Regions from separate parts of the Mus musculus genome. Here region 1 is linked to region 2. The links are chromatin loops, found by intact Hi-C in ENCODE. Cell type or tissue: left cerebral cortex. All regions are shown on one strand. Each heading gives the region's core, and the rest is flanking DNA. Links, peaks and the distances in the headings are about the cores only. Region 1 has its middle 44 kb from the start of Gm26747. Region 2 has its middle 22 kb from the start of Gm33823.

The links. Peaks named below come from ENCODE experiments on the same cell type or tissue, not always from the same donor. Only the 100,000 strongest peaks of a DNase experiment are listed, where the experiment ranks them.
Region 1: it touches region 2 in a loop (2.1-fold over the local background); 2 of 42 quality-filtered maps call a loop at or near these places.

Annotation. Positions count from the first base shown.
Region 1 is chr8:121,366,975-121,382,998 of GRCm38, reverse strand. No RefSeq gene overlaps it. Among named protein-coding and RNA genes, the nearest start is that of Gm26747, 44 kb to the left of the region's middle. In left cerebral cortex, for the core only: a CTCF peak has its summit at 8,531; a DNase peak (open chromatin) is centred at 8,033.
Region 2 is chr8:121,234,477-121,250,500 of GRCm38, reverse strand. No RefSeq gene overlaps it. Among named protein-coding and RNA genes, the nearest start is that of Gm33823, 22 kb to the left of the region's middle. In left cerebral cortex, for the core only: no CTCF peak of the experiment used is centred there; a DNase peak (open chromatin) is centred at 9,828.

The DNA.
Region 1 (16,024 bases), core at 6,993-9,492, 130 kb before region 2:
CTGGTGAGGTTTCCAAGCCAGCAGTGATGAGCTTGCAGATTCTGGCTGTGATGGCCCCGGCCAGTTGGGGGTGGGGGTGGGTGTTTCCCAGGCCCCTCATCCCTGTGGCCCAGCTCCCGCTGCCGGCCACTACTCCTCTGCCGCTGGCCCCGGCTCGCAGCCGGTTCTGACTGCCCGCTCAGACTACGCTGTGTGATGGCGGAGGTGGGGGTGGGGGCGGTGGGGGTGGGGGTGGGGGTGGGGTGAATTCCGGTTTCCTCCCATTCTTTGTGTTGGGTGATTCCCAGCCAGGAGGGGCGGTGGGATGCAGTGCATCACGTGGCCTGCAGAGGCGCTGTGCAGGAGGACTGCTCTTAATCCACCCTTGGTATCAACTTCAGAAGATGCTCCCAACCGGCTAGGGTCGGAGGTAGCGGGGAGTGTGGAGAATGATTGCAACCTACTCCCACGACTGTTTGCTTAAAATACGGAGTCTCAGGGCCCTGGCCTCAGAGTCATACATTAGAACTTGGAGGGGCCGTTCAGGGTCCAACATTAACACCAGGCACGCACTGATCCTGCAGATAAGGAGCTTGGGTCAGGCTCTGGAAGTGAGGACCGCTACAGCTTTACAACAATGCTCTCCATTGCTCCATCTTTCTCTTTAAAAAGCAAGCAAGCAAAACACTCTCTCTCTCTCTCTCTCTCTCTGTGTGTGTGTGTGTGTGTGTTCACATACAACAGAACATGTGTTAAGGTCAGAGGACAACTTGTTAAGAGTCAGTTCTGTTTTTCCTACCATGTATGTTCTGGGGATCAGACTCAGGTCATCAGACTCTGTGGCAAGAAGAACTTTTACCTGCTGAGCCAGCTTACCACCTGCTCTACCTCTTGGGACCTCTCAAGGCTTCTCAAGGTGCTGCGAGCCAGCAACAGAGGCTGGGGTGCTAGGAATGCTTTTTTCATGAGGAGATTTTACAACAGCCAACACCCAGCAGAGGGACACATGGCTCCTCTGGAGCTGTCCCTTGACTTGGCATCAGGCTATGGAGAAAGTGCCTGAGACCCCTCAGATGCAGGCCACCCCCAGCTCTCCCTTGATCATTCTCAGCTCTGAGGTCAGGGTACCTTGGACCTCAGTATGTTTCCTGTTTGTGGAAGGAGATGGTACAGCTCTCATCTCCATGGAGACTGAGTTCAGGCGAGTTAGCCAGTTAGCTTCTGATCCGGGTAAGTCAGTGCTTCAAGCTTTTGGATGTGGGATTTCGGGTCTAGGGATATGGGAAGATGCTGTCCCCCTTTACAGCGAAGAGACAGGAGAGGCCATGGAGGGAGGAATCCGGGTAGGCCCAGGGCTCCCTGTGGAAGGGGGAAGCTGGATCCACTCTGTACCCACAGCGGTGAGCCTGAGGTACCCAACATGCGAACTCTGCAGAGTCAGTGTTCTGGTGGAGAGATGCATGCCGTATCATCTCTGGTAGATTCCAGGAAGTCCTCAGACAGGGACAGATGGGTCCTCTGGATTGTTATCCTGGCCTGTTACTGAAAGTCACCTTGAAGTGAAAGTGGGGACTCTTCTTAGTTCTGGGGTCCTTGTCTTTTATGGGCTTTGTACCTAGACATGGAGAACCCCCAGTCTGGGAGTACTGTTGGCTAGAGCCAGAAGCCACAGGCTCCATGCTGGCTCCATATTTATTAGCTTATTATGCTTTCCCAAAGAAGAGTTGTAACAGAACATGGAATGTAAGCCTAGACCAATGGCTTTTCACCATCTCCCTGAGACTATTGGTTCCTGTTTCTGGGACACACATGAATTTGTTTTATTTATTTATTTTTATATTTACTTATTTTTATTTTACATGTATGGGTATTTGGCCTGAGTGTATGTCTGTGCGCTGTGTGTGTGTGCCTAGTGCCTGCAGAGGCCAGAAGAGGGTGTTAGAGTCCTTAGAACTGGAGTTTCAGATGGTTGTGTGTTAGGAATCAAACCTGGGTTCTCTGTAAGAGGAGTCAGCACACTTAACCACTGAGCCACCTCCCCAGTCCCAAATCCACTTATTGGCATGCACATGTCCATGTGTGCACATTCATTTATGTGCACGCCATGCTTACATGGAGGCTTTCTGTTTTGTGTGATACAAAGTGAACCCAGGGCTTCTCTGTTACGTGGCTTGGAGGCAGACTTCGGAACTGAGAAGTCAGTCCACCCACTCTGCTCCCTGCCTCCCTGTGTATGCGATGCTCCTGAGCCTGCTGAACAGGGGCTCTGCCTCTATGTGAGATCCTGGCTATCTCTGGCCCTTGTTTTCTCTGCCCGAGACATGGGTACAATAACTCAGCTTGCCTGGGGGGGTTCTTCAGACTGACTGGAAGTTGGGGGGGCAGTGAAAACACCAGTTGGACACCTGTGAGTAGACAGGCATTTCCAGCCACCAGCCAGGACCAGAGCTCAGTGACTGCCAGGTGTAGGGTGGAGCTGAGTTAACTCCTGCCCTGTGGAGCAGTCACATGGAATCGGGGCTATTGTGGGGCTCATTGGGACTGGGGGAGGGTGCCTTGGATCTGAGCACAGTGGACAGGGGTCAGAGGCAGGTGGAGCAGAGAGATTGTCATTGTCCAGGTATGGGGTCATAGACCTGTTGATGGTCTCAGATCATAGGGACTCTTGCTTAGCAACAGAACCCTGATAAACAACAGGCTGCCCTTGGTCCACTTCTTGGTGTGTGCGTGAGCGCATCTGGAGGTTCCAAGATGAAGCTTACTTTTTGTGGGTCTCTGAACCCAGTTGCCACTCGAGTCTCAGGGCTGTCACCAGGAGTCCCACCCACCTCACACATAAATAGATTTCCTGATTTCTGGCCTTTCCTAAGATTTTATCAGAGGGTTCAGCAAGACCGTTCCTCCTCCCTACAGAGCTGGGGTCAGCTCCACTTCCTGCCCCCTCTCCTGCCTGCCTGGCCTGGGTGACAGCTCGACTGGGTCCTCCATTTCATTGTCTTGTACCTTGTGTTCAGTTCGAAGAAAGCCACCACTCTCCACACCTCTGTTTTTGTAAAAACTGCCACACTGCCTGTAACCTGTTTGAGCTGGTCTCCTGTGGTCCCTGTATAACCTTTACAAGGCAACAGGGATGTGACCACCTCTCTCCCAAGTATCAATCATTTGACTCAGAAGGAATGGTGACACAGTCATAACAGCCATGAAACTCAGAGTCCCCGTGAGGATGAGCTTGGAGAACTGACCTGGGGAAGAGTCACCGAGTGGAGGGAACCTGAACACACATTTCCCAGTGGAGTCTCCAGACAGCCTTGTCCTCTGTGGCTGCCAATGCTGTAGAGAAAGCATCTTAAGTCTGTATGGATGAGGCACCTGTCAATAATAGACTGATGGCCTATAGCTTAGGTAGGAAATAGGAGGTGGGACATCCTGTAGGCAGAGAGGATTCTGGGATATGCCAGGCAGGAGGTTTGGCTGAGAAGATAGAGTATAGGTGCATGGTCCCTGAGCACAGGTAACCAGCCATGTGGCAGAATATAGGTTAAAATAAATGGGTTAGCTTAAGTTATGATTCTAGTCAGAGAAGAGCCTAGCTATATGGCCAAGGTATTTGTAAACATATTTTGAGTCTGAGTCTTATTTCCAGGAGCCTGGGGCTGGGAGGAAGAACTGGACTCACAGAATGCATCCTCTCAAGTACCGAGATGAAATTCTCCATGATACTTCATGCCCTGGCCAGGAATCCCATCTTCCCACATCCATGGCTCCCCTCACCCAAGACCAAAGGGGCTCTGGTCCACTTCTTCAGACCTGTTCATCTTCTCTGCTGTGTCAGAGCACAGAGACCATCAGCATGTGGAGCTTTTCTGGAAGAAAGCCTACCTTTCCAGATCCCCGCACAAACTGTCAGTAAGCTCTGTTTAATACACACGACCCGCAGCCCACCTTTGGATCCACACGTTTTAAAGCGGATTAGGATTTTAAATCGGGTGAGGTTATGGTTGTGTGCATTTGTTTTGATGCCTGACTTGACTTCAAGTTTCAGTTCTGATGCTTTCCAGCTGTGTGGTCTTGGGCAAGTTGCTTAACCTCTCTGTGATGTGTTTTCTTCCAAACTACAAATCGGTTAGCAATAGCTCTTGTGTTATTGTAGCGAATGAGCAGACACATGGGAAGTCCTTGGTGGTACCTGTTAGATGGGTATTCTGTAACTACCAGGAGATTTTGCCCCATCCCAGGATAGAATAATTTTCAAACAGGACAGTGGGAATGGGACACCCTAGCAGCCCCCGCCATCCAGGAAGGCTTTACCACGGAGCTGGCAGCTCATATCGCAGAGGGGTGGGACAGTCAACGAGTGGGCCACCAATTAGCGTTGACAAGGTGACTAAGAGAAATGTGTCTAACCGGGCGGAATTGGCCAGAACCAGTTCCCGCAGCCGAGCTGCTGGGCCTGCAAATTTCTGGCCTCTAGAATTCTTAGGCCTTATAGCTTCTTCCCAGTGAGCTCCCAGGTGTCCTCCTGAGGCCCTGCCGAGGCCTCTGCGGTGGGTGCGTTCCATTTGTCAGGGCATGGGGTGATTCTCTGGGCACCCCTGGAAGTGGCCCGCAAAGTTCAAGGCTGAATGCCCGGCTCTCATTATCAGATCTAATTGTGGGCTCAGATTTCACCAATAGGGTGTGCAGGTGGGGGCCGAGGCAGGGGTCAACGCCTAAAAGCTTATTAAATCTCTGATGTGACCGGTAAGGCCCGTCTGGAGGCCATTTGACAACTCAAGTGCTAATTGCACCATTTGGCACAGGAATTACGAAAGTGAAGATGGTTTTTCCATTTGGGTGAGTGGTTGGGGGCGAGCTGGGCCCCCTCCTGGGGTGGCCCTTTCTGTTGCTCTGCTGGCTGGCCTGTGCTCTGTTCTCCTAGGCAGTGGTCGCTCTGGTTTGCAGGATGGCTGACTCTCCCCCTGGCCAGGCAGCCTGGTGAGCTAGAACACCTGTCTTCTCAGCTCCCCATCCAGGGCCAGGGTGTGGGAGCAGGCACCGCGTCCAGTGACGGCTCCCTGGAGCAATATGGAAGTGTTTAAGCCGGTTTGCACCGGGCAGGGTAGCTGAGACCTGAACCTTTAAATTGCTGCCGCTCCCCCGGCTGAGCAAAAGTAAATAAATAGCAGGCAGCTGCAGCCGCCCAACGCAGGCCTGGCTATCTCTTCTGATTGCAGGGCAAGTGATTAGGGAGAAATGGGAGCCCCCCCAGCCAGGGTCTGATAGAGCTGGGGGTGGGGTGGGGCAGTAAATCCACCCAGCTCTGGAGCTCGAATTAACCCTTGTGGAGCCAGAAAGGGAGAGGGCGGCAAGCATGGAGTGAAAGGGGCTTGGCTTGGAGGGCCTTTTGCTACCTAAGGCATCCCCACCTCTCTGGGCCTTCTAGGGAGTCCCAGCCCTGGGAAAGCCTCAAACAAGCCCTCAGCACACCCTGGTGTTGTGGCTGAGTTTTACCTCCCATGAAGCCAAGAGCTGAAGTCTCAGCTCCTAAGACCTCAAGGCGCATCTTATCCATAGGCAGGGTCTCCAAATTGGTGGGAGAGTTAACTGGAAGGTCCTTGGGAAGAGGCTAGATCCAATCTGAGGGAGGTGATGACAACAAGCAGAGGGGTGACAGGAACACGGCCATATTGCGACCTGCAACCAGGAAGCGCCAGCCACACATACAGGTGCACAAAATACTGGGTACCAGAGTCGGTTCCTCTGCTCTAGTCTGTTTGGGAATCTCATAAGGCTGGGCTGGAAGGAGGTGAGTTAGAGTGGCTAGGACACCAAGGAGTCACAGCTGGGCACTGTGGGAACAAATGGCTTTCTCCTTAGGGGTGGGTGGGACAGAACAGCAATAGGCCTAGTGCAGTGTTAGCTGAGGTCAGGGTCCTGTGTAGGGGCTTGGAGCTGTGTCCCGTGTTGGGGAGGTCAGCCCTGAACCTGGGCCTGAAGTTCAGGTGACCCCTCATAGAGAGCTGTTGTTCTCTACTCAGGGTCACCCATGTGTAATGGTATCCAGAATGTCCTTATTGGTAAGCAACAAACAAGTCCAGTAGCTGTACAAGGCTCCACGTGGGGAAGACCTGGCTTTAGACATCCCTGGACTACAGCCGGAGTGCTGGTCACACCATAGCTTGAGCCAGGGCACCTCCTGGCTCTGGGTTCCAGAGCATGCAGCCCCGCCCACTCAGTGACATGCCATACAAGGGAGGCTCATGATGTCATTGCTGCAGTGACTTTAAAGGACCAAGTCAGGGCCATAAAGCTGTCAGGGAGGGCACAGTTCCTGGCTGACTCCTGTCCAATCTCCTGACATGCATGGGCCTCTTTGACCTTGGCTCTCAAGGTGCTTCCCCACCCCCACCCCCACCCTCACCCCCCTGCCCGCCCACAGCACACTGTGTCCCAGGGCTCTTTTGGCTTCATGCTGCCATTGAGAGCCAAGAGTGCTTCCGGGTTAAGTCTCATTGGGTCATAATTGGGATGGAGAGCAGTGGCCCAGCCAGGCCTCTTCCTGGGCTCTCATGACAGATTGAATGCCTGCGGCTCCAGGCTGACTGCAGGGTTTCAGCTCTAGTGACCCTGAGGCAGTGGGAACAGAGGACATGTTGCAGGCTTTCCTCTCTGCTCTCCCTGGCCCATCACTTTGGCTGGGCTGTCAGCAGCTCTGTGGGAACATTCTCTCAGAGAGGAGGCCCAGGCTGACACGTCCTGCCCCCAGCTAGCTCTGCTAGGGCCCTAGAGTGCGTCATCGCACTGGGCTGGCTGCCCAGGCCACTGGGGCTGATGGTAGGGAGAACCTGCCTGGGTCATCTTTCTGCTCACAGGACAGAAAGTGCCTTGTGAGCGTTACAGGAAGAAAGAGCATGGCTATGTCTCAATAAAACTTTATTTATAAAATCAAGTGCTCTGCCAGGTTTATGCTAAATGCTGTGTGTGATTTGCTGGCATGGCTTGGAATATTTTCTAGACAGAGGACCCATGGTGCATAGAGCCCAGACATGGGGTTTTGGGCATCAGCACCTCCTCTTGCTGTATTCTTTTCATCTCGCCACATTTGGGGGTGTGGAGGCTAGCTCAGACTTCATTCCGGAATTTTTCCTCAAGAATCCTGACCACATTGGGCTGGAAAAATGACATGGATGAGACCCAAGTGGGACTGCTCAGGACAGAGCCCTGGGGCAAGCCTCTGTGACAAAAGTCTTTCCTGTCTGGGATCAGTCCTCGGGATCAGCCTCACTTCTTCCACATTTGTCAGCTTCTGTTGTTTTTGTTTATTTAGTTGTTTGTTTTTGCCCCAGGCATCTTAAGAAGGGTCCATTTTGGTTAAAGGTTCTTCCATACAATTGAAGTGTTAATTCTTGGGTTGGGGAAGATAGCTCACTTCACTTCACAAGCCTGGAGGACCCGAGTTCAGATCCCCAGGGCCCGTATACAAAGTCAAACGTGGTGGAGCTCACTCAGTTAGACCAGCTGGTCTAACACACAAACATGTGCATGCACACACACAAGTGTGGAATCTTTGTCTCTAAGTGGCTGGCTCTGAGGCCTCCCTGGATGAAGGATTGCAAGGATGATGATGGTGGTGGTGGTGGTGATGATTTTACACAGTGGGCTGTCATCTGCCCTTTCAAGGCTCTGGCTTGGTCCTGTCTGTCATCTACCTCCCCTAGATGTCCCAAATCCCACACCACCTCTCGGGCTTCCAAATCAGAGTCGCAAACCCTACATTTGAATTTAGTATTTGAAAATTTACCCCAATCTTTCTTTTTCTTCCACGAGAGTTGACTTTTGAAGACTTGGAAAGAAACACTTTTTTTTTTTTTTTTTTGAGGCGCAGCCTTAACAAAGACATACAATTAAAGCAGCTCTGACCTCGGCTGCAGCAGGTTTCCACCTGTTGGGAGCAGGAAATGTGCTTCTCAGCGGGAAAGCAGCTCCCTGCTCTGGTGGCCCGGAATCCCCAGCCCGCTGCATTCTTGGGGCTGCGCTGTTTGGCAGACCTCTTGCTGACGGTCAGCTGACAGATGGCGAGGCTGAGGCTGAGCAGCTGAGTGGAATGGAAGGGGAGCCAGCCCTGGGGCTGTGTCATCAGAGATAGCAAGTCCCTCTGCTCTGTGGAAAGTGCCCAGGACTCTGGAGGGCTCTCAGACATGGGTGCACAGGGGTGTCCCCTGTTTTTTTGTTTTTGTTTTTTAAAGATTTATTGGTGTGGGCATATGCCTGTATGCACACGCATGCCTGTGCCTGCTTGCACGTGTGTGTGAAAGCCATGTACAGTTGGATGACTGCAAGGTCCAGAAGCAAGCGTCAGACCTGGAGCTGCCGGTGATCGCGAGCCTCCGAGTGGGTGCTGAAAACATAACCCAGGTCCTCTGCAAGAGCAGCAAGTGCTCTTGAACACTGGGCTCACGGTGGGAGTTGAGAGCCTTCTTAGTCACTATATACTTCCGGCTCATCTGGTAAAAGGGATAACAGGGGAAGAGAAGCTGAGGGGAGATTGTCGGGGGGCAGAGCGCCCCCTGTGGAACAGTGGGGTATTGCATCCCTTAGGGAAGATGGGGCTTCCTGGTGGCCTTGTCTCCCTTTCCTTTCCTTTGGCTAACTAGGTTAGCCCGTGGTTTGCAACCTGGCTTCATATTTTACTGAGAGACATGGAGAAGCCACCAAAGGTGTCTCAGCTTCCTCAGCTGTGACTCCCTGGGAGATGAGATACCCCCAGCACCGTGCCTCCCCAGGTTGTCTGTCTCTGGGGCTTGGAGAGATGTCACGCCTAGGTGACAGTCCCAGCAGAAGCTCAGAAAGCAGCACCTTCGCAGGCTGGAGGTTATTTTTATTAGAAATGTTGTGGTTGTTACTGAGGGAAAGGAGGCAGGCACCCCACACCCTTCCCAGGGTGACGTCACTGTCTGAAAACAGCCATGGTGGACTCGGGGGTCAGCAGGGGTCACAGAGTAATCTCACTGGTCGCCCGGTGTCCCAGGCTGGCCCTGGTGCTGACTCAGGAGCTCCAGGCCCCATATTCCAGTGGAATTGCTGACTCCCTTGGCTGGAGAACAGGGATGCCACTGCCCTGCCTTTTGCTCCACTCATTTGTCAGTCATCAGTCTCAGAGACTGGGAGCATGGTCTGTCCCAGCCAACTAAAGCTCCCAGGCACGTGTGCCACCAACCTCTGTAGGGACCTGGGCTGTCCCTGGATCTCACTAAGCTTCAGTTTCCATACCTGTCAGAGAAGAATGTTGACCTGACTCTTAAAGTTAGAGCCATGAGGCACCTGATATTTTTATTGTTGTTGCTTGGTTCTGTTTTGTTTTGTTCTGTTTTGTTTTGTTTTGTTTTTTTCCCGACAGGGTTTCTCTGTGTAGCCCTGGCTGTCCTGGAACCCACTCTGAGGAGCAGCCTGGCCTTGAACTCACAGAGACCCACCTGCATCTGCCTCCTGAGTGCTGAGATTAATGACGTGTGACTCCCTGCCCAGCCTGGCCTGAGGCACCTGCTATGGGAACACTAAGAAACTCACAGCCATGGGAATGAGTGATAATTTAATACAGGACTTTAAAACTCAGGAAGCCCTGCAAACCAAACCAAATCACCCCCAAACAAACAAACAACCCATTAGAGGCAGATTCTGGCTGTGCCGAGCACGAACAGCCCGTCAGTTCCCAAGATCATGGCGCTGACGGAGTCATGAACACAGCATCTAAGTGTCAGAAATCTGCCTAGGACACAGACCTTGGTGACAAGGACTCTGCCTAGGACACCACAAGACCTTGGTGACAAGCACCAAGCTCCTTCTGAGAGACATACACCCTGCTTGTCCTCTGACGTTAACTGAGCCTCAGATCAGATCAGAGCCGGTGGCTGAGAGAGAACTCAGAGATGGTTGGTACCTCTGGAAACCTGCTCTCGTCTCCTCAAGCTTGGGGCTTGCTCTGGAACTCACCTTCCTTCAGCTCTTCGGGGTATCTGAGGTTTGACCCAGAGGTCAGACTTCCCCACGGCCAGTGGCCAGTCTCCAAATCACCTTAGGTGAGTCTACTTCCTCTCTGAGCTCAGTTTTCCCATCAGCAAAAATGGGATGACAAGAGCCTATTCTACAAAGCTAATTGCCGTCTCAGGCTGGGAGCCTCACTTGACCCACGGCCCTTAGTTCTTCTGGGCTCCCTCTAGTCCTTTAAATATCTGCACAGTGTGTGCTGTCTCTGGAACAAGCTGCATCCTGCAGCCATTTATAACAATTCCTGTTTCCAGTGCAGAGTCCAATCTTGCTGATACGGAGGGAAAATGTCGAGCCCTTTGCTGTATAAATTCAGCCAACGTTTTATCGCGCCGGACCCCTTGAACGCAGACGTTTGTTTCTCATTAAGCCGGTGAATGAGATTTACTAATAAGCCGAGTGAAATCTAATTAGGGCAGGGCCCTTTCCTGTAGGCTCAGTTCTCGGGGGGCTCAGCTGGGCACCTCAGAGCCAGCACCTCCTTAGCTGCCCGGAAACCCTGCTGTAGCCCCTTTGCAGGCAGCCTGCGAGCTGGCACCGTCCTCGTACATGCGTTTCCTGAAAATGAGTTATTTGTTGCCTCAAGGACCTAAACCCAAAATAGATACGGACAACACGGACACGGGGTGGTAATGAAACACATGCGTTAGACCCAACTTTGCAATTCATATCGGATGGGTGCCTGAGATGGAACCCAGGCAAAGATCTTGCAGATTAAGGCCAGGGCTTTTCTTGCCTTTCGGAATTATTTAAAAGTTCTGTTTCAGAGGCCCGGGGAATGGTAATTTAGCCTCAACTGAGAGTGTTGGCGTCAAATGCTTCTGCTCGAGCAGGTGTGTTTCCATGGACACGTGGGGCCGTGGGTGGTGAGATTTTACTGCAGGGCTGGGTAGAAGCGCTCGCCACACAAGTGTGTGGACCTGAGGCTGACACAGCACCCACGTAAAACAGCGGGGTGCAGCAGCAGGTGCGTGCTAGGAAAGCAGAGACAGGCGGATCCCCCAGGCTCTCTAGCCAGCAACATCACTGACATGGTTCAGTGAGAGACCTGATGCCAATAATAATAATAATAACAATAACAACAGTAACAATAATAATAATAACTGTTATTATTATTATGTCTGAACACACAAAACCACGAAAACACAAAGTTACTATTGTGTCGTTGGGTGTGGTGATGTATAGCTGTAATTCCAGGTCTCAGGAAGTCAGGGCATGAAGATCGTAGACGTAGAGGCCACCCTGGAATACATAGCACCTTAGGGTATACACAGTTGCAGGATAAGACTCTGTCTCACACAAACAAACAAACAACAACAACAACAACAAAATCCTCTTTCCAAACAAAACGCAACAGAAGGACAACAAAATCTGTTGTACACCGCGGCTGCAAAACGCAGGCGCTCCAAGTCTAGCTGAGGTGAGCTATGACCCCCAGCTAGTTACTTGGGGTCATGGGTCACAGGGCAACAAGGCTCAGCGATTCTCTCTTTGACACATAGCTCACGGTGATCAGCAGACCCATCCCCCTTTGGTCTCACGAATGTGACCTTTAAGGCTTAAAAAACAACCAACCAAACCAAACCAACCCAGCATTGTGACTTTGCAGACTTGAACACTAGCGTGGCTCTGCTCACTCTGGTCACATCTGCAGCAGCAGGAGTCTTCCTTTGAGCCCTGGAAGGAAGGTGCCACTCTGAGAGCCTGTTCCTCCAGACTTATCTGCCACAGCCTCTGCAGATCACAAGATCCCCTTTCTACCCGAGGCTCGGGCTTCTGTGGTGAGCTCTGTACCCCGAAACTCCAGTTTGTAGGTATTTCCTGTCAGTCCCCCAGTCCCCCAGTCCCCCAGTCCCCGAGGCCACTTTCTTTAGTTTCTGACCCTGGCAGGGTCTTCTTGCATCTCCTGGGTTTTTGGATTCTTCCATGCTGGGAATTATGATTGTCATGGAAAGTTATAATGTTCCATATTATAGTATTATATATTATTTTATAATATTATGTATTATATAATATTTTATAACATTACATATTCACTAATTTATTCTAGATGGTTTTACTCAAAATAACCTCAAGTTAGGAACACTAACATTACCACCAGCCATGAGAGGCCCTAATCATGGTCAGCGGCTGTTTCACCCAATCCTCTATCAGTTTCTTTGTCTCCGTCTCTCTGTTTCTTTCTCCCTTTATAGGTTAGACATTCTTGGCTTTAGGGTGTCTTCCTCTTGTTCTCAAGTCCGTGTTGGCTTCTACTAAAAAGGTCTTGAACACCTCTCACCTTCCTGTCTTGAGCTTGGTCTGGCTCACGCCTCATATCTGAGGAGTTTCCTTCCCTTCGTTCCCTCAATCACTGCTCCAGAGCTGAGCCAGCCCTGAGCCCATTCTCCCTCCTCCCCTCCTGGTCCCCAGGTCACACACCCAGGGCAGGGTAGCCTTGCAGTGGATAGGGTGAGTTTCTGCCTTGAACTTTACAGAGGGGCACAGAGACACTCTTGGTAATGCTTGTTGCACAGCACAGCCATGCAACTCAGCACAGCCACGCAGCTCAGCACAGCCATGCAGCTCAAAACACCCATGTAATCCAGCACTGCATTTTCTTTGCACCCAGAACTGGGGAGATTTCTCCAGTCTAAATGTCTCTGGATGGCTGGACTCCAGGCTCATTTGTCTTCGGGGTCTGAGATTGTTATCCCAGAGGTCATGACGCCATTCTAACCGTCCACCCCATCTAGTTACAGACAGATGAGGGGAGTTAATTAGAGCTCTGTCTGTACCACATGTACCTATAGCGAGTGCCAGAGGGACACACAGGACATACGTGCTGGGCATCTTCTAGGCAGTAAAGCAGCCCTGAGCAAGGAGAGAGGAGGAAGGTTTCAGAGCTGTAGCAAACTCAACTGAGACTTGGATCCAAAGACAAGAGTCCCTTCCACAGCGGGAGCAGACTCTCAGATGACCTATGTGACATTGCAGACAGGGTCTGATGAAGGTGTGCCCTGAGATGAGGGCACGTGAGCCATGTTGATGAGCTACCAATAGAGACTAAATGTTCATTCTGGAGGAGACAGCAAAGGGATACGGTGAAGGTCAACAGGTCCGGGAGGCAAGCCAGGCAGCCTCAGAGATGCGCTTCTGTGAGAGACTCTCAGGGTGATGAAGCTGGGTTTTGGGAGAGGGGTGGGGAGAGCCGGGCAGGGGACCAGGTCTGTGAAGCATTTAAACCCTCATGCCAGCCAGCAAGGTGGTCTTGCTGCTCCTGTTATACGACCAGGAAACTGCAGCTCAGAAAGACCTGGAACTTGCCAGCATTAAGGCCTAGGGAGAGCACTGGTCTTAACCGAACAGATGTCTGTGGGGGTGACTCCTAGCTTCTCTCTCACTCAGTGACTGGTGGAAAAGTCTGCTACTGGACAAAAGTGGAAATTTCCCCAAGGCGCGGTGCTGGCATACACCCACAGAACTGGGAGCATACGGTGAGGTGGGCTTCTGAGGTCGCTGTGTGGCTGCTTCGAGGTGAGCGGGCACCCTGTGCCAGCACCTCTTACCCCAGGATGCTGCAGTGGAGACTCCGCCAGTGTGTGGTCTGAGGGATCGAGGATGATGCCCGGATTGCTCAGGGATGATATGGGCGGGGCATGCGCTCCTCACTTAGCTGACAACCGAAGAGGAACCGTCTCTCTTGCAGCTCTGGCTATGTAAGAGACACACCTGTCTTTCTCTCCATTCAGTCCCCCGGACCCCACAAACGGGTATTGGGTCCCAGACTCAGTTTTGCTAAGATGCTGGGTTCTCATTTTCCCTGACTGAGCGATTTCCAGTTTGAGGCCAGCGTCAGATGAGAAGTCTCGCCGTGGCAGGACCTGGCAGCCTGGCAGCAGGGGCCTCACACAGGCCCAGACGTTTAATGCGCTCTGTTCTGAGCCTGACAAGGAACCCAGTCAGAAAATGCTGATTTACGGCCTCGTTCGGGCTTCCTGTTACTTTAAACCCCAAACATTTCCAGCCTCACCCAGTGCTCCGGGCCAGGGCAGCTGCCTCCAGCCACCCCCCTCTTGTCCCTGCCTCAGCACTTACATAATGCCAGAATAGATTAATCGACTTTCCAGGGCTTTGAGTTGCCATAGCTCCTCCACTACAGTCTACCACCTCCTCCTCCTCCTCTTTCTCCTTCTCCTCTTCCTCCTCCTCCTTCTCTTCCTCTTCCTCCTCTTCTTCCTTCTTTAAAATTTTAATTTAGGCGAAAGCCACAAAATGTTTGAAGGCGACGGAGTCCCCATGGTATAGGAAATGTCTGATTCCCCAATATCTCAGTCACCTCCAAAGGAAATCCCACACCCACTTAGCTGCCATTCCCAACACGACACCCCAGCCCCTGGCAACTCCTTCGGCTCTGTGGTTTGCCTGTTTGATACATTTCATGCAAGTGGCTTCGTGTTGTGAGAAGCTGCCATCCTGGAATCTTTGGCTCAACACAGCACGTTCAAGGGTCAGCCATGCTTCAAGGGTATCAGCCTTGGGGCCCCTTTCAGATGGGTGTTCATCCGTTCCCCAGCCAGAAGGCCTGCCTGGACTCTTTCTTCCAGGAGGACCATCAAGAGGAGTCGTGTGAGAATCTCAGCGTGACTCTCGTTTGTGTCCCCAGCTTCCTGTTTATATGTGGCCACCCAGCTGTGGAGTTGCCAGCCTATACCCTTGCTCTACCCACCTTGGTGAGCTGAAGCCGCAGCATGGAGGCCGGGGAGCTTCCTGACAGGGGTCATTTATGTCAGAACTAAGGCGCAACCATGGGAATTCCTCAACGGTGTGGTATGGTGGACAGAGTTTGTAGCGGGGAGGAGGGAGTCAAAGGCAGTCACAGACCTTCAAGCCGTTCCCACCCAGGGAGCACGGCTCTCAGATTCCGAACCACGACCCTTCTTGCTCTGAGATGGCTGCTGGGAGGGAGGTGGAAAGGAAGATAAGGCTACCTGAGCAAGAAGCTCATGGAGGGCCTCACGTCCTCGCGTCCAGCAGCTGTGTCCATTGAGGCAGACACCAGTCCTCCACTCTGCTCTGTTTCTTTCTTGCCCAGTCCCATGTTGGCTTTGGAGCCCCTGGATAAGGCTCCAATCCTGCCTGCTGTCTCCCAGCTGTGGGGTGCATCTCTGGCACATCGATGACCCTTGATGTCATTTTCTATGATGACACCGAGTACAAAGGGCCTGGGGTGCTGTGCACCATCTGGGTGACAACTCAGTTCCTACTGACCTCTAATTCAGATTCTGGCTACCACTGATCCCATTTTACAGATTGGGAAGCTGAGGTATGGAGAAGGGAAAACAGTCTCAAACCAAGCCAGTTAGCAAAGGGAAGAATTGGGTTTTAAGCCGGGATCCTGAGAACTTCACCTCTGTGCTCTGTGGCCCCGTCGTGACTACAAGTCACTCTCTTCTATAAGGGGTAGATGGCAAACTCATAGCCCTTGTGACCTGGTGGCCACCTCAGTCTTGGTAACCCCCAGCCACAACTATTTCTGCCCCTCACACATCCTTGGCCCCTTCCTTTCCTAGAAATTGGTTTTGAAGTGATACCGACCATCTTCGCTATATCTGTAATGATGTCATCTATATCTGTGATGATGTCAGCTATATCTGTAATGATGTCACCTATATAGGTGATACCATGGTGTCACCTATATCTGACATCACTGCATCTCAGAGTTGGCCTCACTGTGGCATCGAATGCTCTGGGCACACAAGGTGTCTAGCCCATCCAGACACAGAGGAAGTTCTTGATTGAGGGTTTGTTGATTGAGTAAGTGGGTGGATGATGGTAATTTATTGATTGAATAGATGGGTGGTTCCTGGGGCTGCTGGCATGACCTGTGCAATTTCCAATGGATCCCTGATTATGGAGTCACGCCTTCGTCCCCCAAGACCCTCTTTGCTATGTGTGAGGAGAGCCCCAGCAGTCTCTGGGTAGGAGGGCTGTCTTCCCTCAGTGTAAGTAGGTGACAATTTATGATGTAGATAAGCGCTCA
Region 2 (16,024 bases), core at 8,865-11,364:
CTATCTATCTATCTATCTATCTATCTATCTATCTATCTATCTATCTATCTACCTACCTACCTACCTACCTACCTACCTACCTATCTATCTATCTATCTATCTATCTATCTATCTATCTATCTATCTATCTATCATCTGACTATCTATCATCTGACTACCTATCATCTGTCTATCTGTCTATCTATTCTTGAGACAGGGTTTTTCTGTGTAGCTTTGGCTGTCCTAGAACTCACAGAGATCCGCCTGCCTCTGCCTCTGCCTCTTGAGTGCTGGGATTCAAGGACTGTGTTTCCACTGCCTCACTGTTTATTTATTCTTAACGTATTTTTCTGTGTGCATGACTGTGTGTCATGAGCATGCCTCTTGCCTGGGGAGACCAGCGCAGGGCATCAGGTCCCCTAGAACTGGAGTCACAGATAGCCATGAATCACTGTGGCTGGGACCTCTGCAAGGGCAGCCAGTGCCCATAATGACTGAACCATCTTTCCAGCCTTATGCGGGCTCTGGGTAGAACTCAGGTGCTCACACTTGCTATCCGAGTGAAGAGACAGCCTGAGCACACAGCTCTTGTAAGAGAGCGCATTTCACTGAGGCTGGCTTACAGTTTATGGGTTTAGTCCATTATCATCATGTCAGGAAACATAGTAGTGTGTAGGTATGGTGCTGGGGAAGCCATTAAGAGCTATGGTACATTCTGATTCATGGGGTGAGGTGGGAGAGAGAGAGAGAGAGAGAGAGAGAGAGAGAGAGCGAGAGAGAGAGAGAGAATGAGCCTGACACACCTTCTCCAACAAGGCCACACCTACTCCAACAGGTCACACCTACTCCAACAAGGTCACACCCACTCCAACAAGGCCACACTCACTCTGACAAGGCCACACCCACTCCAACAAGGCCATACCTACTCCAACAAGGTCACACCCACTCCAACAAGGCTATACTTCCAAATCCTTCTCAAATAGCACCACTCCCTGAAGACTAAGTATTCAAATGTATGAGTCTATAGGAGTCATTCTTAGCCATACAAGGCAAGCTCCACACTGAACTATTTTCTTACTCTGCTACTCAGCACAGGTACGTTGAACCTCTGTGCTCTTGTCTGCCCAGGACTGTAGGAAGACACAGCTAGCCTGTGGCAGGGCTGGCTCTAGAGGCATTTGCAGAATCCAGGTGCCCTGCAGAGTCTGTGTGCTCCAGAGCATTGATGCAGTCTAGAGCGCCAAGGGCCACATGGATTTTAGGAACGTCAGCACAGGACATACCTGGTCTAGATGCTGTCTGACAGAAGAACAGGCAAGCCAGTGACCACTCTGAGCTCACACTCCTGTCTGTGAGATTGATAGCAATGGCCAGATCCCCTGAAGTTGCCATGGAGACCGCACGGTGAAACACAGGGTGGTTCCCACCCACATCCTCAGACCATTCCAGATTGGACCCATGATGCAATGGGAACACCCCAGCTGACCTTTCGGCTCTTCACCCACGGGTGGCCTTGGGCCAGCCTGCTAGGGACAGGCAGAACGGTGACTCAATGCAGGGGAAGTGTGACATGAGGGAGGAGGAGCGGTCCCTGGCTTGGTCACTCTCACTTCCTGACTTGGCCATGCAGTGGGGAGTGACTATTGAAGAGACCCACCCTGGGATGAGGGGGGACTTAGACCAGTTGAGATCGACCCCACCTGCCCTCTCCATGTATGTGAGGGAAGTGGCTTGGAATGACCTTGATACCCTGAGACAAATCCTGTCCCTGGTCTGGCTCACAAGACCTTAGCATTCTCTAGCCCCTTCCCTGCGCAGAAAGTATGCTTTCTCTACTGTCAGAGGAGGACAGGTTAGTCACTGCAGCCCCCAGATCTGCTCTCCCCAGGCAGCCATACCTGGCTGTTCTGGCATCTGAAGGGGGGCTGGCACTTTGGGGCTCTCCACCTCACTCTGGCACTCGATGTCATCGGCTCAGATCCTCAGGACCTTCTGTTCTGACCACACTCCCTGCCGGAAGCTCACTCTCCTCTGGGGCTTAGAGTTAGAAGCTTCCAGTGAAACAAAACGGCAGCATCATAAGTCTCTGTTTCTAATTGAAATTCAAAATGTCACTGTTACCTGTGCAGCATCTGCTATGTTCGAGGAACCTCAAGGTTCCTTACACACCAGCTCCTCACCATGTCTTACACACCAGCTCATTGCTGTGGCTTACACACCAGCTCATTGCTGTGCCTTACACACCAGCTCCTTACTCTGGCTTTACACACCAGCTTCTCACTGTGGCTTACACACCAGCTTCTCACTCTGGCTTACACACGAGCTCATCGCTGTGGCTTAAACACCAGCTCCCCATTGTGCTTTATACACTAGCTCCTCACTCTGGCTTACACACCAGCTCCTCACTCTGACTTACACACCAGCTCCTCACTCTGGCTTATACACCAGCTCCTCACTCTGGCTTACACACCAGCTCCTCACTCTGGCTTACACACCAGCTCCTCACTCTGGCTTATACACCAGCTCCTCACTCTGGCTTACACACCAGCTCATCGCTGTGGCTTAAACACCAACTCCCCATTGTGCTTTATACACTAGCTCCTCACTGTGTATGACACACCAGCTCATCACCATGCTTTACACACAAGCTCCTCACCATGTCTTACACACCAACTCCTCACTGGGTCTTACACACCAGCTCCTTACTGTGCCTTACACACCAATTCCTCACTGTGTATGACACACCAACTCATCACCATGCCTTACACACCAGCGCCTCACTGTGTCTTACACACCAGCTCATCACCATGCCTTACACACAAGCTGCTCACTGTGAATGATACATCAGCTCCTCACTGTGTCTTACACACCAGCTCCTCACTGTGTCTTACACACCAACTCCTCACCGTGTCTTACACACCAGCTCATCACCATGCCTTACACACAAGCTCCTCACTGTGAATGATACATCAGCTCCTCACTGTGTCTTACACACCAGCTCCTCACTGTGTCTTACACACCAACTCCTCACCGTGTCTTACACACCAGCTCCTCACCGTGCCTTACACACCAGCACTGAGCTGCAGTGCTAAGATTCTGCTAAATGTAACAGGTCATGGCCACCGGCCACATGGGGATATTTAAATTCAAACAAACTAAAATTAAACCAATTATAATTCAACTTCTCACATATTCAAACTGTACCTGAAGGGCCCAAAGGCCACCTGTGCCCAGAAGTGCAACAACAGTAAGTCATCTGCTAATCACAGGGCGGGCACTGTGACCAAAGGCTGCTGGGGTTCTGGGTGGGTTACTTGGAACCCGGGGTGGGTATATGGCTGGAGCTGACCAAGCACAGGGTCTTTCGATGGCCTACTGAGTGGGCCCATCCTTCTCCTTGGGAGCTACTGGGTTCTTGTGTCTGAGGGGCTCTGCCTCCTCCGGTACAAGCCAACAGCAACTCTTTGCCCTGCACATTTTTATTATTTATCTACCACCTTAAACACACTCTGAATACCTACTGTGTGCTTCTCTGTGCCCTGAGGATGAACTGAATACCTACTGTGTGCTTCTCTGTGCCCTGAGGATGGAGCAGATAAGATGAAGCCCCTGCTCTCAAGGCCCTGCATGTGGCCAGCCGGTGAGGAAGATACAGAACAGAAGGAGCCTAGAAGAAAGGAGAGACAGAAAGAACCGTGGGGTGCTCGGGACAGCTGCAGTGTTTACATTGTGGAAATGCACAGGGCACATCCAGGGGGCTTGCTTCTCTGACTGTGACCAAGGGTGAGCAGACATGGATTTTTTAGCTACCTGGGTCAGAGAGTGATGGACACACACAACCAGAAAGCTCTGGAACCCCAGCCTGGAGGGAGCAGGACTATGGGGGGGGGGTCTACAAGGCCAATAAAAGGCAACACAGAGATGCTACAAATGTGGCCCGTTCCCACAACACAGACAAAACCAACCCAGAGGGGACTGAGAGGAGCTGAGCTACACAGCACAGAAGCATCCTCCCGCCCTTCTTCCCGTCCCTCCCTCTCTCTCCTTCCCTTCTTGCCTCCCTTCCTCCCTCTCCCCTCTTGTCCCCTTCCTTCTAGCTCCCCTCCCCCTCTCTCTCCCCTCCCTCCCCTTTTCCTCTTCTCTCCTCTCACATGCTAGGCAAGCACTCTACCACTGAGCTACATTCCCCAGTTTTGTTTTGTTTTGTTTTGTTTTGTTTTGTTTTGTTTTGTTTTTAGATACAAATCTCACTAAATCACCCAAGCTGGCTTTAACCTCCAACCTTTTTGCCTCAGTTGGGACAGACCTGCACCACCAGGCTAGGCTCTCCCTGGCCCTGTCTGCCTTTTGTTCCTTTAATATATATATATATATATATATATATATATATATATATATATATATATATATATATATATATGTGTGTGTGTGTGTGTGTGTGTGTGTGTGTGTGTGTGTATATGTGTATATGTGTATATGTGTATATGTGTATATGTGTATATGTGTATATGTGTATATGTGTATATGTGTATATGTGTATATGTGTATATGTGTATATGTGTATATGTGTATATGTGTATATGTGTATATGTGTATATGTGTATATGTGTATATGTGTATATGTGTATATGTGTATATGTGTATATGTGTATATGTGTATATGTGTATATGTGTATATGTGTATATATGTATATATGTATATATGTATATATGTATATATGTATATATGTATATATATATTTTTTTCCTGCCCTGAAAAAGATCAAAGGCAGAGTGATGCCAGCTACATTTGTGGACGCCTTACGGAGACCTGCAGTCTGCCCCGGGACACAGAACATGTTCTGGTTGTGGTGAGAGCCGCAGCCATGGTGAGAGCCACAGCTCTGTTGTATGCTGCCATGCAGAATGTGGTAATTGGAGGTGAATCCCATATATGGTCCGACCTGGAGAACTGACTGGATAGATAACTGACTAGACACTCATGTGTCTTAGTATTGGAACAAATACAAGTGCTCTGCAGGAGATAGCTTCCCTGGAGAGGGCATCCCTTGACCAACAGAAACTCTCAGGACAGGACTCCTGGGGACAAGAATTCCTCAGCCATCTGTTCCTCCTTCAAGGTAGGTGTGGGGGGTCCCATCATGCTAAGCCCCTGAGCAGCAGGAGGCAGGAGGCAGGAGGCAGGAGGCAGGAGGCAGGAGGCAGGAGGCAGGAGGCAGGAGGCAGGAGGCAGGAGGCAGGAGGCAGGAGGCAGGAGGCAGGAGGCAGGAGGCAGGAGGCAGGAGGCAGGAGGCAGGAGGCAGGAGGCAGGAGGCAGGAGGCAGGAGGCAGGAGGCAGGAGGCAGGAGGCAGGAGGCAGGAGGCAGGAGGCAGGAGGCAGGAGGCAGGAGGCAGGAGGCAGGAGGCAGGAGGCAGGAGGCAGGAGGCAGGAGGCCCACACCTCTGCTTCTTTGGCTTATAACATCAGATACCACCTGGGACCTACCTGGTTCCTTTGCTGCCTAATACTGCAGCCTCAAGCCTGGAAATGTCACTGTCACCCTGGGGAAATATGACTTACTCTTGCCCTGCAGGGAAGTAGACTAAATAGTGGAAATCTCAAGGGAGTAAAAGCTTTGAGGGGGAAGGTTATCTAGCTACATTGATGAAGCCAGAGATTCCTATCCCTGAATAAAACAGTGGGGAGGTTCCACTGACCTCCGCCTTGCTGAGCCACCAACAATACTATTACACGCATGCTTGGATTAATTTCTGATGTCAAATCCTCTTCACTAAATTTATGTAAGACCCTGGCCTCCATGACTTCGAGGTTGGGAGAGGAAAGGGAGGCGGTAGATCATTCTAACGGATCCCCTCAAAGTCTGATGCTCTACCAGGGCAGTCATCTGGGGTGACTCCCTGCTTTGCAGTAGAGTAATGGCCAGGGTCTGGAGGAGTGACACAGTCACACATATCAATCACCCTGAAGGTCGTGATGTCTGCACAGTCGGGCTCGCACCTCCAGACCCACAAACCTACTTCTGTGGTGCTGATGGTCCATCTAGGGTACAACCTGCCCTGTGGAGACCCATAGTCTTCCTTAAGAACAACCATTATCCTCGTGGAGGGGGGCTTCTTGGAAAACAGATGCTTCATGATATTATTTATTATATGCAAGTCAGACTTGGGAATGGGGTCTCTTCCTTCACTGTGGGTTCTGTGGTTTGAACTCAGGTTGTCAGATATAAATGGCAAGCGCTTGTCAGATACAATCGTGGCTCTTACTGAACAAGGCTACTAACCAGCTTGGTGACATTATTCAGTATGATGGACATCCAACAGGGGAAGGTATCAGAAGAAGAAGAACACCATATAACTGTTTTGCATGAGGTCTCTGAGCATAAATGCGAAACGTCCCCACAGGCTCCCATGTGTGAACAGTGGCTTTCCAGCTGGTGCTGCTCTTTCAGGAGGCTGTGGGACCTTTAAGGCTCCCGTTGGAAGAGGTAGGTCTCTGGGATGGGGTGGTCCTGGAGGTTACAGCATGGTCAGCTTCCAGCTCCAGCTATCTTCTTCCTGACCCACCAAGGTATGACAAGATTCATAGCCAATTCCTGATGCCATCCCACCCGAATCACACCCCAGATCCCTGTGAACCACAGCCTAGAGCCAGTGAGCAAACCCCTCCTCCTTTACATTGCTTCTTGCTGCCAGGAAGTTCACCAGAGCCTGGAGAACAGAGCTCATACACAAAGCCTACTGGAGTGCTTCTGAAGTGGCATCGTTACCTTGGCTGCACCATATTTGAATCAAAGGCTGTCTGCTGAACCCAGGGGTCTCTCTCCACCCCCTCTTATGGGAGCGGCAGCTCTGTTGTCTTAGATGAAACCATGGTTTGGTCTCTAGCTGAGGGGTCAAGCCCTCGTCACGGGATTGTGCAGGTTCCCTTCATGGGAGATGGTTTGAAGAGGTGAGTGTGTGCTTGCTGCACAGCTGGGGTGGGCTGGTGGGTGGAGTGCAATCAGAAAGGTGCGGAGACGGTGTGCTGTCTGAGTGTGCACACGATACGGGCAATGCAGAGGAGGACAGACTTGCTTCTCAGAACGTGATAAAAAGAAACAGCCATTAACAAAGGGAAGAACCCCAGTCGATATTCATTGGTGGGAGTTCAGCCATCTTAACCTTGGCAGAAGGTTTGTTCTTGGAAAGAGATCGGGACCAACCGACCGACTTCTTCTCGCTTTCTTTTTATCACCCAGCTTTATCTTTTCCTTTCTTATGCTTTTTAAATGCAGGGGTAAAAACAAAACAAAACAAAACAAAACAAAACAAAACAAAACAAAACACAATAAATCCAGAGAAACTGTTTTGTTTTGTTTTTTTAAAGTCTCCTTTGTGCAAAACAACTCAGTGAGTCCCAGGATGGTTCCCAAGGTTCTAGTGAGGTGTCACTCACTAGCTTTGTGTCGGTGACACGGGTGCCCTCCGCTCACAGAGCCCTTCCTGCCGATGCTCTGTGCCTTGGCCTGTGTCTATTTATCCCCGAAGGACATTGGACCTCAGGGTCAAGCCCTGCCAGCAGCTGACCCTGACCTCGCATTCACAATGGCTCCTCCCTTACCTCTGGAATCTCTGCTCCCTCAATCATCACATGGACATGCGTTCTCCTGGCACACTCGAGACAGTGTGGGAGAACTGAGTGTGCAACTGTGTGACCTGCTGAGCCCACGGCCCGAATACCAGCGCGATTATCATCGACACCTTCTGGGGTTTTACTTGTTCCGAGGTGGTGGAGCATGAAGCATTTTTTTTAACCCTTGTGTCTCTGAGAACAATTAGCCCTTGTTTCTGCCTACATGCCCTGGCTGGCTCTAACAAGCATACAGGTGATGTGTGCCACTCTGTAGCCCCACCAGGAGCTGGTGGCTCCTTTCCCTGTCACCCTCCACAGAGGATGGGTCTGGGGCAAGAGGGCTGCTGGGTTACAGCCTGTGTTCTTAGTCTGATTAGCAGAAACTCAGGCACCCAGTGAGTACCTGGTTCCTGAGCAACTAACTGTTCTGCCTGCAGCACTACTGTGTGCTTCCTGCAGCTCCACTGTGTGCTGCCCACAGAAAGAACACACAGCTTCCATCACACCCTCTGCTCTGCCCCATCCTCAGTCATCCTGCTTGCGTTGTCCCTCTCCTACCTAAGCTGGCTACCACCCCCTCCTGACACCTCCTCTGCCCCAGCAATCCTTGGAGTTAAAGTAGCCAGCGCTCAGCTCTGCCCCTACGGTGTAGGGAGCAAAAGAGTCCTTGTAGTTTCCTTGTGTTTGGGAAATAGATGCCTGGTTCTTTTCTGTTCCTGGGGGCCTTCCCTCTCCCCTCTCGAGGCAGGCACAGTGACAGGAAACCCCTCTCCAGTCAAGGCAGATGAGTCAGCTCTCGGCTGGACAGTCACTCCCAGCCCACTCCCCCAGGCGAGGGGTGCGAGGGGTGCGCAGAGCCAGCTCAGCAGGGGCTGTACTTCACATGGTAACTAATGGAGAAGAAATAGTAATTAAGAAGAAGCACATTCCAGCCTCAGCAGTACAGGGCACGGGCCCTGCTCCGGAGCCGGGGATGGCCTCGCTCTTGTTTTCTTTTAATCTGCTTTGAAAGATGAGTGCTGTCCCAGGCTTGGGACAGAGCCCATTCTTGTGAGGTCATCACTGTGGCATGTGGAATACAGTGTGCTCAGAGACAGGGAGGGACTGCCAGCCGTGGGACCTTCACAGCTTCTAGCAGCGGCTGGGCAGGCTAATGAGCCGTGGCCCCAATTTATTAGAAATCATAAATATTCCATGCAGAGGTAGGGGGTCAAACAAGGAAGAAGGCAATGCCCTGTGTACACATGGGTGAGCGCATGTCTACATGTATGTCTATGTGTGTATGGTGTGAGTGTGTGCGTGCGTGCATGCTTGTGAACATGTGACTGTATGCACACATGAATGTATATGCAGATACATTTGCATATATGTACATGCACACGTGTATATACATGTAGCCATGTGTACGTCAGTGTATGTGTGTGTGTGGATGTGTGCATGTGAGTGTATACATGCATGCATGCATGCATGTGTACATGTGAGTGTATGCACATGTGAGTATATATGTGCACACATTTGTGTGTATGTACATGCACATGTGTACATATGTGTAACCATGTGTAGGTGAGTGTATATGTGTGTGAATGTGTGCATGTGCACCTGGGCACATGGAGGGTGTGTGTGCATGTGGATAAGCATGTGTATTCCAGCTTATATATACATGTATATGCACATGAGTGTTTGCATGCATGTGTGCATGTGGAATTGATTGTGTGCTTGCACGTGTGTTCATGTATGTGGCAAGGAATGAGGCAGACAACTCATCCAAAAGTGGTGGCATACTTGTGATCTGGGACTTAGAAGTGGCATTACACATCAGCATGTGACACCAGACCCTTGGTTTTTGACGTTCCTGTCCTAGGAACAGAAGTGTGGCAAAGATAACCATACAGCCATAATTAATATCCCTGTCCTTCCTGGTTCTTACCACACACACCAGCCCCTTCTCAGGGCCAGGAGGGAAGGATGAACCAGACATGACCCTACCCACCAGGCAGCTCAGCGCTGGGGACGCCCCAGCGTACTAATCACTCAAGCAGCAGCAGCAGCAGCAGCAGCTGAAGACCACAGCAGGCAGCTACACAGTGGCCAGCACAGTTCTGGGTGTCTGTTATAGGGAGCAGATGTCCCCACAACACTGGCTAGTGCTGCCCATTGGAGACAGTGTGTCCTGGTCCTTGCATCTGGTTGTGGCCTGATCCTAGGGCCTTCTCCTGCAGTATGAGCATGATGGCCCTGTCTTGGCCACAGCCATGGAAATGGTGGGTTGTGTCTGCTTCCGCATCCTCCTCATCCTGCTGATGTGTACACTGTGGGCAGCATCTTCATCTGGCCTCACCCTTCAGATGTCTGGAGAAGCCCTGCCCACGGGAACCTGTTACAACAATGTGCCCCTTACTGTGAAATGCTGGGAGGGGGGAGGGAACTGGAGCACTGTGATGTGGGTGACCGTGTGCGACAGTGTGCCATTAGTATGTCATCAGTGTGCAACAGTGTATCAGTGGTGTGTGACAGTGTGTCAGCAGTGTGCAACAGTGTTTCAGCAGTGTGTGACAGTGTGTCAGCAGTGTGTGACAGTGTGTCAGCAGCGTGACTTGATGACCTAAACTTCTGAGCCACATGTCCTTAGAGAACATCAACACTGAAGCTTCAGGGCTCAGGTTAGACTCAAGTCTGAGGTGCAGGGGATCTCTTCCTGTACATTACAGAGGCAAAGCTGCTTCAGTCAGGGCTGATAAGACAGGAGATGGTACCTCTTTCCCAGCTCAGGGCCCCCTGGATTCTTGTAGTGCAGAGAGTGAACTCCAGCTGGGGACCTGAGAACTACCCGGGCTCAAGGAGCCTAGGTCTCTGGACCACATCAAGGAGGAGAGAGTTGCCTGGTAACCTAAGGAGATGCAGTTATCTCAGGTCTCAAGCAGCTAGCAGAACAGTGGGAAAGAAATTATGAGAATGTTAACTTAACTAAACTCTGCCAGTTCCCAGTGGTGCGTTCAGCCCTGCAGCGAGCGTTCAAGCATAGCTCAGGATTCCAAGTGGGTTAGTGTGACACATTCATGATCTCAGGGGGAAAATGAGGACATCACAGTAATATTTCCCAAGGCATGCAATTATTTGAAAAAGCCCCAAACAGTCCAGACTAATGAGTCTATCTTGCCATGTGAAGTCTGGAAATCTAATTTTTGATGGCGTGGCTGTTCTGAATCCAATAGGGAAGGAGCGGAAATCTTGATTCTGTGTCACGCCTGTGAGTGTTGGAGGCTCAATTCTTTTCGCACACAGTCTTGTTAAGCTGAGAGCCAGTGATCTAGACCCTGCACTGGGAAAAGCGCTTCAGTGAATCTGTAAGAAGCAGAGAGCCAAGCTAGTCTAAATAACAGGGATGTGTTAGCTTCCATGGCTGGGAAGTCCAGACACAGGTGGGCTTCAGGCTTGGCTTGTTCCGGCAGTAGCCAGTGTCTCTCGGTCTGTTTTTGCCTTGCTCCAGCTGTTTTGCCTTCAGAATGATATCCCTGTGGGAGGCAGGCAGGTTCTAGCTGCATGGGAGTCAAAGTCTCTGCTCAGCCACAGAAGGGAGGCAACCTTCCTCTTCTCACTCACAGAAGCCCCAAAGCCAGGCACAGAGATAAGCCTGAAATCCCAGGGCTGGAGAGGCAGGAAGGCCTTCATGTCCACTGGCCGCCCAGTTTATCCAAATCAGCAAGCTACAGGTTCAGTGAGAAACCCTGCCTTGAAAAATTAGAGAGCTGTCAAGATGGCTCTGGGGGCAAATGTGCTCTTGAGCAAGCTGAGAATCTGACTTAGATCCCACAAGAGTGTGGAGAGGACCAACTTTAGAGAGTGGTCCTCTGGTACCACGCGCTGTGGCACGATCACTCCATAAGATAGACAAATGTGGTTTTTTTAAATATAATGAAGAGCAATAGAAGACACCCAGTGTCAACCTCTGGCCTCCACATGCACCACACACACACACATGCACACACACTCATACACACATCCATAGGCATGCCCATACACACACACATGTACACAAACATATACACGCATACATGCACATGTGCACACATACATACACATACATGCACACACATACACATATATATACACACATGCATATACTCATATACACATGCATAGGAATGCACATACACACATACACATGCACACATACACATGTACACAAATATATGCACATGTATGCATACATGCACACATATACACATACACATACATATATACATGCACACATACATGCATGCACACATGTGAGTGCATGCGCGTGCTTGCACGCGCACACACACACACACACACACACACACAGAGTCCTAGGGTTTTCTCTGGCTGTCACCATCTCATTCTTGAATCTGTAACTGTCAGAGAATACAGAGTATGCAATGGTCTCACATCATCCCAGAGCCCATGCAAGCAACCCAGTAAGAGGTTTGAGTTCTCCCCAAGATTCTGGAAGACAGAAGACTCCAAGAAAATGAGTAATGACAGCCACTGTGGCCACTGCCAAAAACAATAAAAAATAAAAAATAAAAATAAAAACAAACATCATCAGCTCAGATAGTGGACTCTCCTGAGTAACCTGCATGGCGTGAGCCAGGCTGCATCGTGACCTCACGTGACCTCAGGTTCTACCCCCAGGTGTTACCTCATTCACCCGAGAACTAAGTCTGAAGAGGTGTGCACTAGAGTCACTCGACACCTCCACACACAAAAAGAGACACTGAGAACCAGGGCATCTTCCCAAAGGTGGAGTCTCTGCACTGAGAGAAAAGCCAGGAACGGTTGGTAGAGAAGCCACACGCTGGTGATGTCACCGGGAGTCACTAATGTCTCCTTTCCAGACTCTGTTCTTCATCATTGGCTCACACCCAGCCTCTCAGTTGGTCCAGGCTTGTCTGCAGAACTGTTGGTCTTCAGAGCTGAAGGCTGGGTGGTCCAACAGACAGTGAACACCAGCTCTGGCGTCGAGGTTGGGGGAGACCTTAAACCTGGGTCACTGCGTTTAGCAGATTTGGCCAAGTATCTCCCATGTGTAGTTTGGGAACTACAGAAACAACATATTATTTTAAATCTGAAATCCAAGTGGCAAGCACCCACGCACGTGCGCACACGTATGCGTGAACACACACACACAATCATAATCACATATACATACATACATACATACATACATACATACATACATACATTTTATCTGGCAGCTTCACTCAAGTGTTGGTATCCAAAACCTCTCCTGCAGAAGGTCTGAGGTTCCACAAAATTCTGACTGCATGAGGCTCTTGCCTTCTTCAACGGGGTTGGCTGGAAGAGACGGATACATGGCTGGGCCCCTCCCAAGGGCAGAGTCTGCACGGGACAGCTGCAAAGCACTGTGGGATAGGAGATACTGTGTAGCACTGGAAAGCGACTGTATCCTTGCGCAAGCCCTTCAAGGCCCTGTCTTGAGAGCTGCTGGACACACATCTCCAAAGACCCTCTGCTTTTCCTCTGCCAGTTCTGGGCCCTGCTTTAGGCCAGATTCTTCACAGAGCTCTCTCGTGTGGACAGGCTGCTCCCCTCATATTCCGAGTTATCTTGGGCCTGGTTGTTCATCCAAGCTCTAAAGGCTCATGGGGAAGGTAAGAGAAGAACACATGGGATGAATGCTTCCAGAAGTTCCATAGTGCCCTAAAGTGCCATGTCTGTGTTTACCAATGAGCCCTATTATCTGGGTACAGCCAAAATCCTGTTCCTCCCCCCCCACCCCCCCTCCCACACACGGAATTCAGGATCTACACAGGTGCAAGAGCTCCTAGGAAAACAAGCAGGGATTCTGAGGAGGTGTTATGGTCTGGATATACTCAGTCCAGGGAGTGGCACTATTAGGAGGTGTGACCCTGTTGGAGTGGGTGTGGCCTTGTTGGAGTGGGTGTGACCTTGCTGGAGTGGGTGTGGCCTTGTTGAAGTGGGTGTGGCCTTGCTGGAGTAGGTGTGGCCTTGTTGGAGTAGGTGTGTCACTTTAAGATCCTCATCCTAGCTTCCTGGAAGCCAGTCTTCTGCTAGCAGCCTTCAGATGAAGATGTAGAACTCTCAACCCCTCCTACACCATGCCTGCCTGGAAGCCACTGTGCTCCCACCTTAATGATTCTGGACTGAACCTCTGAACCTGTAAGTCAGCCCCAACTAAATTCTGTCTTTATAAGAGTTGCCTTGGTCATGGAGTCTGTTCACAGCAGTAAAACACTAACTAAGACAGGAGGCAGCAACATGGCTGTAAAGCGAAAGAATAAGAACAGAGGATTTGACCAGCAGACAGGAGATGCACTTCTGGAACATTCTACCACAGTGCAAGGTACTCTCAGATCCGACCTTACCCTGACCTCCCCTAGTGTCCACTTTTCCTGTCCTGGCCTCCATTACCTCCTCCACCAGCTTTGTTGTCTCCCAGTACCCACCACAGCTTCTCCACAGAGCTTCTTCTTGTGCAGAGCCACACAAGTCCAAGCTGAGTCTCCAAGAACACTGTGGCTAGAAGCATCCTTCAGCTCTGCTTTGGCATATCGAGACAGCACGGACTTGCTTAGTCAAGCATGAGTGGGACACTCAGATGTCCACGTGTCTGAGGATAACCTGCAGAGTTGGCTTCAGAGAGAGGAGGGCGGAGCCTGGGGAAACCTATAGCATTTGTTTAAAAGAATGAGGGCTCAGGAGAGGTGGCTCTCACAGTTTAGAGCGCTGGTTGCTTTCCCAGGGTGTGGGAGGCTGAGTCCCAGCACCCACATGGTGGCTCACAACTATCTGTAACTCCAGTTCCAGGGGATCTGATGTCCTCGGCTGGCCTCCATGAGCAACTGCATGCACATACATACATACATACATACACACATACATACATTCATACATATATACATACATACATACATACAATTTAAAAGAAATATTTTTCTAAATTTTAAACATAGAAAGCTAGAGAGGGGAGGGAGAAGGAGACAAAGAAGGAAGGAGAGAAAGAAGGAAAGATGAAGGCAGGGAGGAGGGAGGGAAGGAGGGAGGGAGGAGGAAGGAGAGAGGGAGGGAGGAGGGAGAGAGGGAGAGAGAGGGAGAAGAAAGGAGGGAGGGAGAGAGAAAGGGAAGAAGGAGGGAGAGAGGGAGAGAAAGGGAAGAAAGGAGGGAGAGAGAAAGGGAAGGAGGGAGAAAGGGAAGAAGGGGGGAGGCAGAGAGGGAGAGAGGAAAAGAGGGAGGGAGGAGGGAGGAGGGAGAAAGGAAGGACAGTCAGAGCCCCTCTTCCTTGGAATGGAGTGGGTAATGAAGTTGGTCCTACCCATCCAGGAGAGGCTCTGGTGGACACTGAGGACAGACAGACCTGGACCTGCCCCAGGGCATGCCCTATGCACCTGTGGGCGCCTTCTCCTGTCATGGGTCAAGAAAGCACATGCACAGAACCAGTCACAAGTCCCCTGGAAACCTGTGCCGAATGACCCTGATCTGTGGCCCCCTCTCCCAGCTCCGAGAAGAAGCCATGTGAACTCAGCTCTCGGAGCAGGAGGCCAAGCTCATCTGGTCCCCATCTTTCCTTCGATCACTCATATTAACTGCCGTCTTTTCTTTAATGAATACATTTTAAACCTCCAGGTGTTTTAAATTTTTATCTTGTTCACTTGCTTACACGAGGAAATTCAAGCAGACCTGTGCGTTAATGAAAACCCAGGGGATGCAAGGGCAGGCCCTCTCCCTTGGGAGGCAGAGGCGCTCTGCGGGCTTTGGGTACCACAGCACTGGCTGCAGTTCCCCCACTTAGCCACTAGGAGCAGGGCAGAGCCGTGTGCCCCCTACTGTCCTAAGTGCCTTCTCAATGGCTGGGTACAAGTTCAGTGTGGCTGCCCCTGAGCTGACCCCAAATGCATAGAAAGGACCCAGGCTATCCCTGGGATATCCCTGAAGAATCCACCTCCTGCGCCAGTCCGGATATAGAAGGAGAGGGGTGGAGACATCTGAGTCCCAGCACCTTCCCGGCTCAGGGAGCTCCTTCTGGGTGCCCTGGTCTTGGTGTCACACCGGTTGCTCCGTGTGAGGCTTTACCCTCCCCAGTGAGTCCCACCAGCAGATCCTGATCCCTCTGTTGCGGTATGAAACCTGTGTGCCATAGAGGCCGTAGGATCTAGGTGTGGCAGACCCTTCCACTACACTGTGAACAACTGAAGCCGTAGGGACAGTGCGTGTGGCCAGCCCTCGGCACCCATGTCTCGGGGTGAAGCATATGCAGGGTCATTCCCATAGGAAGCCTGGAAGAGGTGACTAAATACCCCTTGACCAGGAAGGCGTGTCCCTTCTGCGCCACTACAGGGACTGCAGGACAACCTTTCCAGGGTCAGTCAGGATTTCACTGGTGGCTGCTATTCACGGGCTCCCCACTTGGGCAGGGTCAGTCGTGGAAGTCAC